2 separate regions of the Homo sapiens genome follow, and region 1 is linked to region 2. A link is an interaction called in ENCODE POLR2A ChIA-PET data of the cell type or tissue named here. Cell type or tissue: PC-3. All regions are shown on one strand. Links, peaks and the distances in the headings refer to the core of each region. The heading gives the core; the rest is flanking DNA. Region 1 overlaps MACROD2 (mono-ADP ribosylhydrolase 2). Region 2 overlaps MACROD2 (mono-ADP ribosylhydrolase 2).

The links. Peaks named below come from ENCODE experiments on the same cell type or tissue, not always from the same donor. Only the 100,000 strongest peaks of a DNase experiment are listed, where the experiment ranks them.
Region 1: POLR2A ChIA-PET joins it to region 2 with 6 read pairs; 1 of 35 experiments calls an interaction of 5 or more read pairs at or near these places.

Annotation. Positions count from the first base shown.
Region 1 is chr20:14,882,531-14,887,916 of GRCh38, forward strand. The region is part of intron 5 of MACROD2 (mono-ADP ribosylhydrolase 2); the gene reads left to right. It overlaps MACROD2-AS1 (MACROD2 antisense RNA 1), which reads right to left. Exons shown (of 2, transcript NR_110318.1): 2 at 1,723-2,064. Among named protein-coding and RNA genes, the nearest start is that of MACROD2-AS1, 44 kb to the right of the region's middle. In PC-3, for the core only: no CTCF peak of the experiment used is centred there; a DNase peak (open chromatin) is centred at 3,331; H3K27ac peaks cover 1,899 bases.
Region 2 is chr20:14,578,149-14,583,534 of GRCh38, forward strand. The region is part of intron 4 of MACROD2 (mono-ADP ribosylhydrolase 2); the gene reads left to right. All of the region lies in intron 1 of MACROD2-IT1 (MACROD2 intronic transcript 1), which reads left to right. Among named protein-coding and RNA genes, the nearest start is that of MACROD2-IT1, 26 kb to the left of the region's middle. In PC-3, for the core only: no CTCF peak of the experiment used is centred there; DNase peaks (open chromatin) are centred at 2,643 and 4,893; H3K27ac peaks cover 1,263 bases.

The DNA.
Region 1 (5,386 bases), core at 218-5,217, 300 kb after region 2:
TTGGGTTGTTGAGATACAGAAGATTTACTCTTCTTCCCAACTCATCCCTTCTCTTTGCTCCTTCCAATAAAATGCTATTTGGTTGAATAGTTTAAAGATGGAAAACCATTTAAGGTTAAAACAGATGAATAAGATCATTCTAAAGAAGCAGAAAGGCGTTCAGACCGTTAAGTTGAATAGATCAGAGTACGGCATTGATTCTGGCTGTAAGATTTCAGGTCACCAAAGGAAATATGTTGGATTGCATTATCTCCATTTTTTTTAAAAATAAAGTTTAGATCGCTCCCTGAAGATAAAATTACTCTTGGAACTATATTCAAGAAGGACTTAAGTATGTAGACCTTATGTAACAGATGTAAGAAACAATTCCACCAATGCTGATATTATGGAGACACCAACATGCCCTCTTACATAAGCCATAAAAGTGGTGAGAATGGCCACATTTTTGTGATGGGGTGTTTGGAATTAATTCATCTTCATGAAACAGAGGCCACATCATATTCTTGGTCATGAGTAATGATGGTAATACTGTTTCTCTTTCCTTTGAATCACTTACCTATCCATTGACCTAACATGTTTTAAATACCACAAAGGAGTAAGATTCTCTCTCATGTCTTTGGGTAGAGAAATATGCAACAACCCATTTCCTAAAAAGTCTGTAATTACATGTGGGAAATGCTGGTAATTAATAGCCTGAATGGGTGATTCTAAGTTAGATTCATGAAAAACCAAGAGACATATCTAACCTTTCTTAAGCTCCAGGGCACATGCATAATTTGAACATTATGTCTACAATGTGGGTGTATTTTCTTCCTTTTCAATGAAGACAGTGATTAGGATGATAATAGAAATAATACTTGGGTTTATAGAGCCTTTAGCTGAAGTCTACCTACATGGTTTCTGGCTCTGTGGTAAGCATGTCGGACTAATGTCAGCTTTTGAAGTGAATTTTTCATGCCTTTTTCCCTCTGGGCTTCCCCTTTCTCTAATAAAACTACTTTAATCCCATTCACATTCCAGTTCTGAATACTAGCACTTGAAATGAACTGTCTATATCTGACTCACTTAAAAAAAAAAGTAGTTTAAATAAAAACAAAGAGTTGTTTACTTTCCTTTCCTACCTGGCTGCATCTGTCACATGCATATAGTGTCCCCTGACATGAAGCTCTGATATTGATCTGGAGCCTTATTGATCTCCAACTTAATATAGGGACAATGTCTACCAATAACTTAGGCACTTCCAGAGAGGCTCACTCTGTCTTCTTTTGTTCACTTACAAAATGAAAAGAATGTCTTTACTAGAGTACCTATTAAAGGGTTCCAGTACACCCTACCACAAGCTCAACTTTGGAATCTGATAAAATATTTTTTAAGCAAGCTTCTGGTTTTGTTATATTAATTTGGGATTGGATTCCCTCCAGTGGTTCAAACAAAATGAAAGTATGATCTTTAAGTATGTAATATATTCTGTCAGTTCTCTGGTTAGTTTGGATCAGAATTAACTCCTTTCAGGATCATCCCAAAATAACAGTGTAACCCCATAGTAAAGCACACTCTCTTCTTTCCTGTGATATCCCATGGAGTAGGAATAATTAGGCAACCACAACTGCTTAACCCTGTGTGGTTTCACACAGAAAAATCATGACAATTTCTCTTCTTGTTGACTCTTTCTCATTTTTCTGGTTATCCATAGCTTTTAACAACAAACCACCCTAAAAGTTATTGGCTTAAAACAATTGCAATTATTTATTTGGTTCACAAATCTGCAGTTTGGGCAGGGCTCAGCAGAAAAGGCTTGACTGTGCTCCAGGTGGTGTGAGCTGTGGTGGCTCAAGTGGGCTGAAGTATCTATTTTCAAGATATCTTACCAACATGGCTGGTGCTGGCTGTTTCCTGGGAACTCTACTGGGTCTGTTGTATGGGGTCATTGATTCTTTGGATCCAAGATACCACAGCTAGAAACTGCCACTCTTTTTCAGTCTGGTACAGCATCACTTCTGCGATATTTTGTTGGACAAAGAAGTCACAAATTCTGCCCAAATTTAAGAGGAAGGGACATAGGACCTGTAAAGCAAAATAAAATGTTAAGCCCCCAACCAACTAAATGGATCCCCCTCACAACCAAGAGCATTCCAAAGTTAACCTGAAACATGAGTTCAGGCCATGATGGGAATGGATAGTCAGACATGCCTCATTATACCATCCTCCCTTTGGAATTGAGGCACAACTGACCAGCGTTAATATTGAAACAGAAACGTTAAAACAATCTGTTCTCTCTGAAGCCTGGAGGCTTCATCTGTGTAATAAAAACCTTGGTCTCCACAACCCTTTACTTTAACCCAGACACTCCCTTCTATTCATTCCAGGTATTTATCAAGAGCCCATCTAATTGCCAGTCAGAAAATCTTTGAATCCACCTATGACCTGAAAGCACTGATCCCCTACTGACCCAACTTCCATTTGTCCTGCCTTTCCAGGACATGGAACATACATCTTAATGTCAAAGGCATGTCCTTAACCTTGGCAAAGCAAACTTCTAAACTGATTGAGAACTGTCTCAGATACTTTTTGGTTTACAAACCCTACCTGTCATTGAGAGGAGTGTCAAAAAATTGGGCCATGTTTATACTACATGCTCTTTAATTAATATCTGTCTGATACTACTAATATCTGATACTATAGTTACCCAAGCCAGAAACTCAGTCATCACCTTTGACCCTTTCTTCTCTCTTATCTTTCTCTTCTTGACCCACCCTAGAAATACATGTAATCTTTATTGCATATAATTAATAATTCTGTGACTTAATCAGATATTATTGTATCATATACATAAATACCAATTACAAAGTCTTCTAATTGACCCTAGAATCTTCTGCTTCTCTTGAGTGCCATCACCTCTACTCTGGTACACACATCATCCCTCCTCTACCTACTAGCCAGTCTCTCTGCCTCCAGCCTTACCCCTTTTTACTCTAGTCATGATGATTTTATTTTTAGTTAGAAAGAATAACTGTCCTCTGATTATAATTTCTCAAACATCCTCTATTGCTGTAAGAGTAAAGTGCAAATTTGTTTGCCTGGCTTCCAAGGCCCTGCAGGATGGGGTCCCAGCCTCCTTCACTAGCCACACCTTGTTATCTCCTATTGAACCTTTGGCCCTTAGCCTTCAGCTTTACCAAAATCTTGATGTACTCCAAATCTCTTCCTTTGAAATGCTCTTTCCTGTTCCTCTTCCTTCTTACCATCCTCCATTCCCTTTGCTGGGATAATTCAGTCGCATTCTTTAGATTTCAAGTTAGTTTTCAATTGCTCACTTCCTCTGGGAAGAATTTTATGACCCTTCATTCATTTATTCATTCACAGAGTATTCATTGAGTATCTACAATGTGCCAGGCACTGTTCCAGGCCCTGGAGATACTACAGTGAGCAAAATAAATAAAAGAGCCTTTTGTCATGGGATTTATCCTTCTCATGGAAAAGTCAGGCAATAAACAAGAAAATAGGTAAATTACATAGTATGTTAGATAATGATAACAGCTGAGCACAAATAAATGTGAAGCAGGATGGGCAATATAAAATGTTGGAGGGTGGGGATGTTGCAGTTTTGGCAAAATCCAGGTAAGGCCCCACTGGGCAGGTGTCATAAAGTCAAGGCTTGATTGAAGTGAGGGGTCTAGCTATGAGGCTGTCTGGGAGAATACTATTCCAGATAGAGGAAACAGCAAGTGCAAAGGCCCTGAGATAGGTATGGGCCACTGTGTTTAAGGCGTGGAAGGGCCAGAGTGGCTGGAGTGAACTAAGAGGAAAGCAGAAGAAGAGAAGATGAGGTCAGATAGGTGATGGAGCCCTGCTCGCAGAAAGTCCTGTTGGTTGCTGTAAGGACTTTGGCTTTGGTCATAAGTAAGGTGGGAAGGAAGCATTGGGAAAGTTTGAGAAGAGGAGTGACCTGCTCTGGTTTATCATTTAAGGGATCCCCTTCACATCCCAAATCCTCCCACATTAGCCCCTTCTCCCATCATTTAGCTTTTTACCTGTGCTATAACTTGGTTCTATCCCTTACTAGTATCTCATTTCTGGGAGGAGAGGACTCTGTCCAACTTGTTAGTGTTTTATTCCCTCCATCTAGCCCAATGTCCAGGAACCATAGGGTATCAATAAGTATGATTGCATTGAAATAATGAGTAAATGAAAGCCAGCTCCCGTGCTAATCTTTAACTTTTTAATTACTACAACTTCTTTATATTGGTTGTAGTAAACCCAAAATACAAATGAGGAAATGAAGTAAGAACAGAAAGTGACAGAGAGAGAAAATGGGAAGAGAAGAAATAAAATTCTTGGAGCCATCATGGCAGCCTTCTTTAAGCTAAGAAACCCAGGTTCTCATTCCGACATTGGCGTCTCTAGTGGGGAATTTTAGGGCTGTCTGTGGGACCACAAGATGATCATACACTTCTCTGAAAATAAATGTTCATAGTGAATGCTTTTTTGATTTTTGGCAGAGGATGGGAGGCACTTCCATTTTGGCCCATTATGAGAATAACAAGACAAAATAGCCATATCATAGTATATTTATTACAAAAATTCATGTCCTACCTGGCTGTATGTGTGCATACATGTGTGCATGTGTGTCTGCAAAGGCTTCATACTAGTCCACATGTATTTATCAGTGTGGACTCTATGCTGAACTAATGCTAGGGATGGAGATGTCCTGCCCTCAATGGACTCAACAGGGGCTACACAAATCAAGAGCGGTATAGTGAGTAATATGGTGAGGAAATAAATACCTCTTCTAAGAAGCAAATAGACTTGAATATATTAGATAGAAAAATATACTAATGCCTGCACTGAATATGTGATTAGCTTTTTTTGTTTTTTTTTTTTTTTGACTGTCTCACTCTGTAACCCAGGCTCAAGTGCAGTGGCATGATGTCGGCTCAGTGCAACCTCTGCCTCTAAGGGTCAAGTGATCCTCCTGCCTCAGCCTCCTGGGTAGCTGGGAGTACAGGCACACCCAGCTAATTCTTGTATTTTATTTTTTGTGGAGACGGCGTTTCACCATGTTGCCCAGGCTGGTCTCAAACTCCTGTGTTCAAGCAATCCATCCACCTCAGCCTCCCAGAGTGCTGAGATTACAGATGTGAGCCACCGTGGCTGGCCATGTTGAGCATTTCTTGAAAAATAGCAGAAACAATTGCTTCCTTACCAAAATGGTATTTTTCATTTTTGGTTTAATGGGTAAGACTGGAGAAGGAGACACTTGGCCACTATTTGGAGTATCACAATTGGACTTGTCTCGTGATGTCACAAAATATTCAAACTGGAAGAAAAGCATTAAAAAAAAAAAAAAACCTGTGTTCAGCTCTTTTGTTTAAACTATAAAGAAAAA
Region 2 (5,386 bases), core at 243-5,242:
TATATAATATATATTATATTTTATATTACACATATATCAATGGCAGGTTTTCTTTTCACAAATTGAGAAAAAATTTAGTTCATGTTCAAATACAACATAAAAATAATAAATATAAGCTATTTTAAATGCCTTTATTTTTATCTATTTTTTGATATTACAGTAGTCAGGTACAAGGAAGTTTATTATTACAGGCGATATACTTTCAGTGAAGAGAAAATTGTGTGTATGCTTTATTTTGTATATTGTAGGCAGGGATTTTTAGTGTTTCATTTAAGGGAGGGATTGATAATCCAGGTATTTTTGACTGCCTCTCAGATATTCTTTGTTAAATGTCATTTATTTCTTTAAGAATCCTGTTCAGTCAAATATTTACTTGCTTTTTAACAAATAATAACTCAGGGCCCTTCATTCCTCCTTTTACATTATTATAGAGTAGAATTTCAACAACAGTGAACCTAATTACATAAGTCTTTGTTTTTATCAAAGTTTTTAGTGTTTTGTCAGCCAAAACTCTAAAATATTACAACCAAATATCAGATGGATTTAGTTACAAGCAGTTAGATTTATTTTTTAAGTGTGAATGTATTACTTCTGAATAAAGGAAAGAGCTGATATCGGGGAAGGTAAATTCACCGAAACCTAAGGCAGATAATTCACTGTAGATGGATAATAATTTACTTTTCTATAGCTTTGCTATTTTACAGGGAGGAGCGTGTGACTCTGGTTTATGTGACTTTTCAGCTGTTTCTTCTAAGAATTCCTTTTTTCTTCTCTAAATCTTCTTAAGCTTAAATGTTCTTCCCATGTTTCTTGGAAGTACTTGCAAATTTTATGGAATGCACTTCTTTAAAGCTGCTGCTAGCTAAAAGTCCTAACCCCTACATTTTACCATTTCATTCTATTTTAATTCAGGTATTTGCCCATATTAAAAAACATAACACATTCATTTTTTTTTCTGGGAAGCAACTGTATCCAATTCTTTTTTTTTTTTTTTTTTTTTTTTTGAGACGGAGTCTCGCTCTGTCGCCCAGGCCGGACTGCGGACTGCAGTGGCGCAATCTCGGCTCACTGCAAGCTCCGCTTCCCGGGTTCACGCCATTCTCCTGCCTCAGCCTCCCCAGTAGCTGGGACTACAGGCGCCCGCCACCGCGCCCGGCTAATTTTTTGTATTTTTAGTAGAGACGGGGTTTCACCTTGTTAGCCAGGATGGTCTCGATCTCCTGACCTCATGATCCACCCGCCTCGGCCTCCCAAAGTGCTGGGATTACAGGCGTGAGCCACCGCGCCCGGCCAACTGTATCCAATTCTTAATACACACTCTTTGACAAGTGCAAATGACATTTTATAATCAGATTGAAAATAAATGTTTAATACTTGCTTTGTGTGCTTTTGAGGGAAAAACCGTTTCGATATTTGAGTAATACATTTTTTGTTGATTATCACATTTTGTTCTTAATAGAAAGTTGGTTTTTCTTATAAAGATGTAATTTGATTCTATTAACTTTGTCTTTTTAAATAAGTTATATTTTAAAAACTTGAAGGAAAAGCCCATTTTTATGTATTGCAATCATTTTGTATTTCAAAATCTACTTTGCATATCTTTGTATACTTGAATTAATATAAAAGCTTGATAAAGAGATGAGAATTAATACACTCAACCTGTGAGGAATAAAGTAGTTGTATTGTTGATTTAAGCTTGTTGAATGTGATATCTCAGGATGCTAAAGAGGCAGACCAGCAGGTTTCAGGTGATTAAAGAAAGTCCCTCATCTTGGAGGAACTTGAAGGAACATGTTGCTATTTAAGTGGAATCTAATCAGTAAGAAGAAAAGCTTGGATGTAAAAAGACGGAATGTTTCATGTCATTATTTACAAAGCAACTGAACAAAAGCTTAGCAAGATAATTAAGTGCCTTGATGCTAAGTAGAATTTTTCAAAGCAGGTTGATTAGAGGTCTTCTTCAAGAAAAAAAAATTAAACATCTAAGTACAAATAGTCTAGTTGAAAAGGCTAACTCAGTTACATAGATGGAGACCAGTTTGAAAGAAAAATCACAGTATTGTATATGGTGGCTGATGTTCACAGTGATGCTTTTAATTGCTGAGCAAAATCCCGATCATCCCTGGGTAGTTATAGCACTAAGAGTATTTTACTGTGTTTTAAGTTTTTGAAAACTGAAAATCCGTACAGACTTAATATGCAGTGGCACTGAATGTATTATTCCATTATCTTGGTTACTCCATTTTTCAATTGGTCTGAATAAATAGAATTTGATTCTTTTTCCCGTTGCCTGAAAAAAAAAAAATCAAAAGTAAATATTATCATTCTCAATATAAAATGTTATTTGCAACTGTCAAGCAAAAATTGGATGTCATGTCTTGTATCTGCATTTTGTATTTCAAGACACTCCTGGTGATAACATAAGGAGACTGGCATGCCCAGGATTGTGCTGTGTAAACAAATGCTGGCAAAGCCCTGGCTTCTCTTAAGCAGGTGGTCAGGTCAAAACACTGATGGCAGCATTATAGCTAAAAATGAAAACTAGGAAGTCGTGACCTTAGGACCTACTTTTCTACCAAAGAAAGGAAGCTTGAAGTTAACAAGTTTGTGCCAAACACTTCAGTAGACATATGTTCTTTTTTCAGTGTTCTTTTACTGTGTTAACATTTTAATGACCTCAAGTTTACTTAGTAATGAATACTTTGGGGGCAAACATCCAGTAGCAGATTGCTTCATTTATTACCAATGAATTTATTTATTCAGTCAGTCATTGCAGAGCTTTATCTCTGAAGAACACATTTGAAAAGCTAAACTGATCCTCTGCTCACCTGGCAGTCCACTGTGAGAATATAAAACGAGTAACTATAATACCAATCTACCTGTGGGCAGTTTGCAAAGGCTGATGTCGTGAGTGCCATATATGAGACTCTTTTTGAAATCTAAAACAATAACCCAGCCCAGACATTTTCAGCTAAAGCATATGATCTAAATGCTTGAATTAAAGGAAAAACACTTTGGATTATAGTCCCCATTAGTACTTAAAACACTCTTGGTTTTTTCACTTGTGCTTTGCTTAAGCCAATGTGTCTCAACCTTAGCTGCATATTAGAATTACCTGGAGAACTCTAAAAAATTCTCATGTTCTAGCCACACTCCAGACCAATCAAATCAGAATCTCTGATTGTAGAACTTGAGCATCTATATTTTGTAAATCTCTTTACCTGATTCCAGCGTGGAGCGAAGGTTGACAACCACTGATTTAACCACTTGCAATTTCTTCATTCATTGTATTATTTATTTTTCTTGGCCTTTTAAAAAACACACTGTAGCATGACTTCCTTAATTTAGAATCCTGGGATAGAGTTTCTATTTTAAAATATCCCTTTTATTGGAATTGGACTAAGGAGCATTATAAAAGGCCATCATTTAGGATTTATATTACTTTTACATTATTTAAATATATAAAACTTAGTCACTGTGGTTTGATTTCTGTGGACACTTTGATGGACAGAGTGCATTTTAATATGAGCATTAGACATCTTTTATGCTTTATTTCACATTCTCCCAGCCGACTCTTCCCATCATCCATTGCTGTTGCATCAGCTGAACAGAGATATAACCTGATAACTCCTCACCTTAGCTGTACCTGAAACTGTTTCTTCCTCGGAGGTGTGTTGGCTACTGCTCTTGGGAGTCAGGTAGTCCAGTGCATCCTTATACCTGATTCAGTTCTTGGCCAATATGGGATGGGAGCAGGTAGGAGCATGCTCTTCTTTCTATGTCTCAGGCAGACAGTTCTGAAGTTATTCTACACATTTCCTGATAGCATCCCCAGTAAGATTAAACGTCAGTTGCTCACGTTAGTCACCAGCCCAACTATACACCCTTGGATTGGCTTTCCCCCTTCCTGTTTTACATTTACACTTCCTATCCCATTCAACTCTCATTCTAGTTTTTTGGGAACCACTTCTCTGAATAAACTATCTGTGCACAAGTCCTCATCTCAAGCTCTGCTTTTTTATTTCATACAAGCTAAGACAGTATGAAAGAGAAAAATCATCATAGGCATGTTTTAGTGCATGCTCCCTTCTCTATTGTGTTTTTAAAATCACGTTATTTTTCTACTTAATACATTCAGTTTATCATATTATGATAAGGGACACTTTACTCACAAATCTCGAATGCTGGAAAAGAGCCCTATCCCCATGTTATCTGTTACCATGTTATCCCCATGCTTTCGTCTGCTGCCCTTATTATCCTCTGTGAGTTGGTTGCCTTAAGATCCTCCTCCTGATGTCTCCCAGCAGCGTGACCTAGATTCTTGATCAGTGTCCACACCGAACATTCACTCCAAACTGTGCAGCAAACATTTTATAGACTCAAGCCACATAATAGGTCCATAACATCAGCATAATATTAAATGGAATGGGAGAGATTTTTGCAGAGAGAAAAATGGTGCTAATGCAGTGTGATACACTTGGTGTAGTGGAAAGGCAAGCACTTTACAGTTAGGGTCCCAGTGTAGGGTAATTGTGTCTTCTGTTGCCCAGAAAATAAATACAGTTAAACATATTAATAAGGACCACCCAGATATTTTTTTCCTCCAGCATTGAAACCAATTGCCATTTCTTTGTTGAGCATCAGATGTTTGAAACATATATATGTGACCATTATAATGACATTGTTTGCCATGAGATACTCATATAATAAGAGGCACACAGGAGGAGGCACAGCTCCCAAATCACACTTACTCTGGGGCATACACATCAAGTGAAATTGTGGCAAAAATCCTCTGCACTCTTGATCTTTTCTCTCCGTCTGTCACTTTGTGGCTGAGTGCATGTGGTTGAGTGTGCAGAAGTACTCATGGATGATGCAACTCTCTTGTCTGAGCGTATTTCCAGGCTCAGGAACTAAGGACGTGTGACTGTAGCAGATGACTCTCATGTCTTGTGTTGGATTTCCTTGGCCTCTCTCTAACTTGAGAAACAGCTGCAGTGGACAGTTCTGTGCAAGCTCAGATTCATCTCAAGCTAACAGCATTTCATCTCCAGCATGAGCATGTCTTTTAGCTTCCTGCCCATGGCCTTCTTTTATGTTGCTGGAGTTCCTAACCCACAGACCGTTAGGGGCCAGAATAATGAGGATGTTAATGCCTCAAAGACCACCATCAATCATCAGGGTCCAGAACCTTGAATAAACTCCCCAGCCTCTCATCATTTAGGTGGGCAACCCTGGGAGGCATCTGTACTTTTCTCAGCAGGTCCCAATGGATTCAAGCCCTAGTTTCCCAAAGAAGTAGCCTCAGTAATAGATCTGTATATTGGCCTAATCTTCTTCCCTGTGTCATTCTCCTCACAACTTCAGTCTGCTTCCTGAGATCATC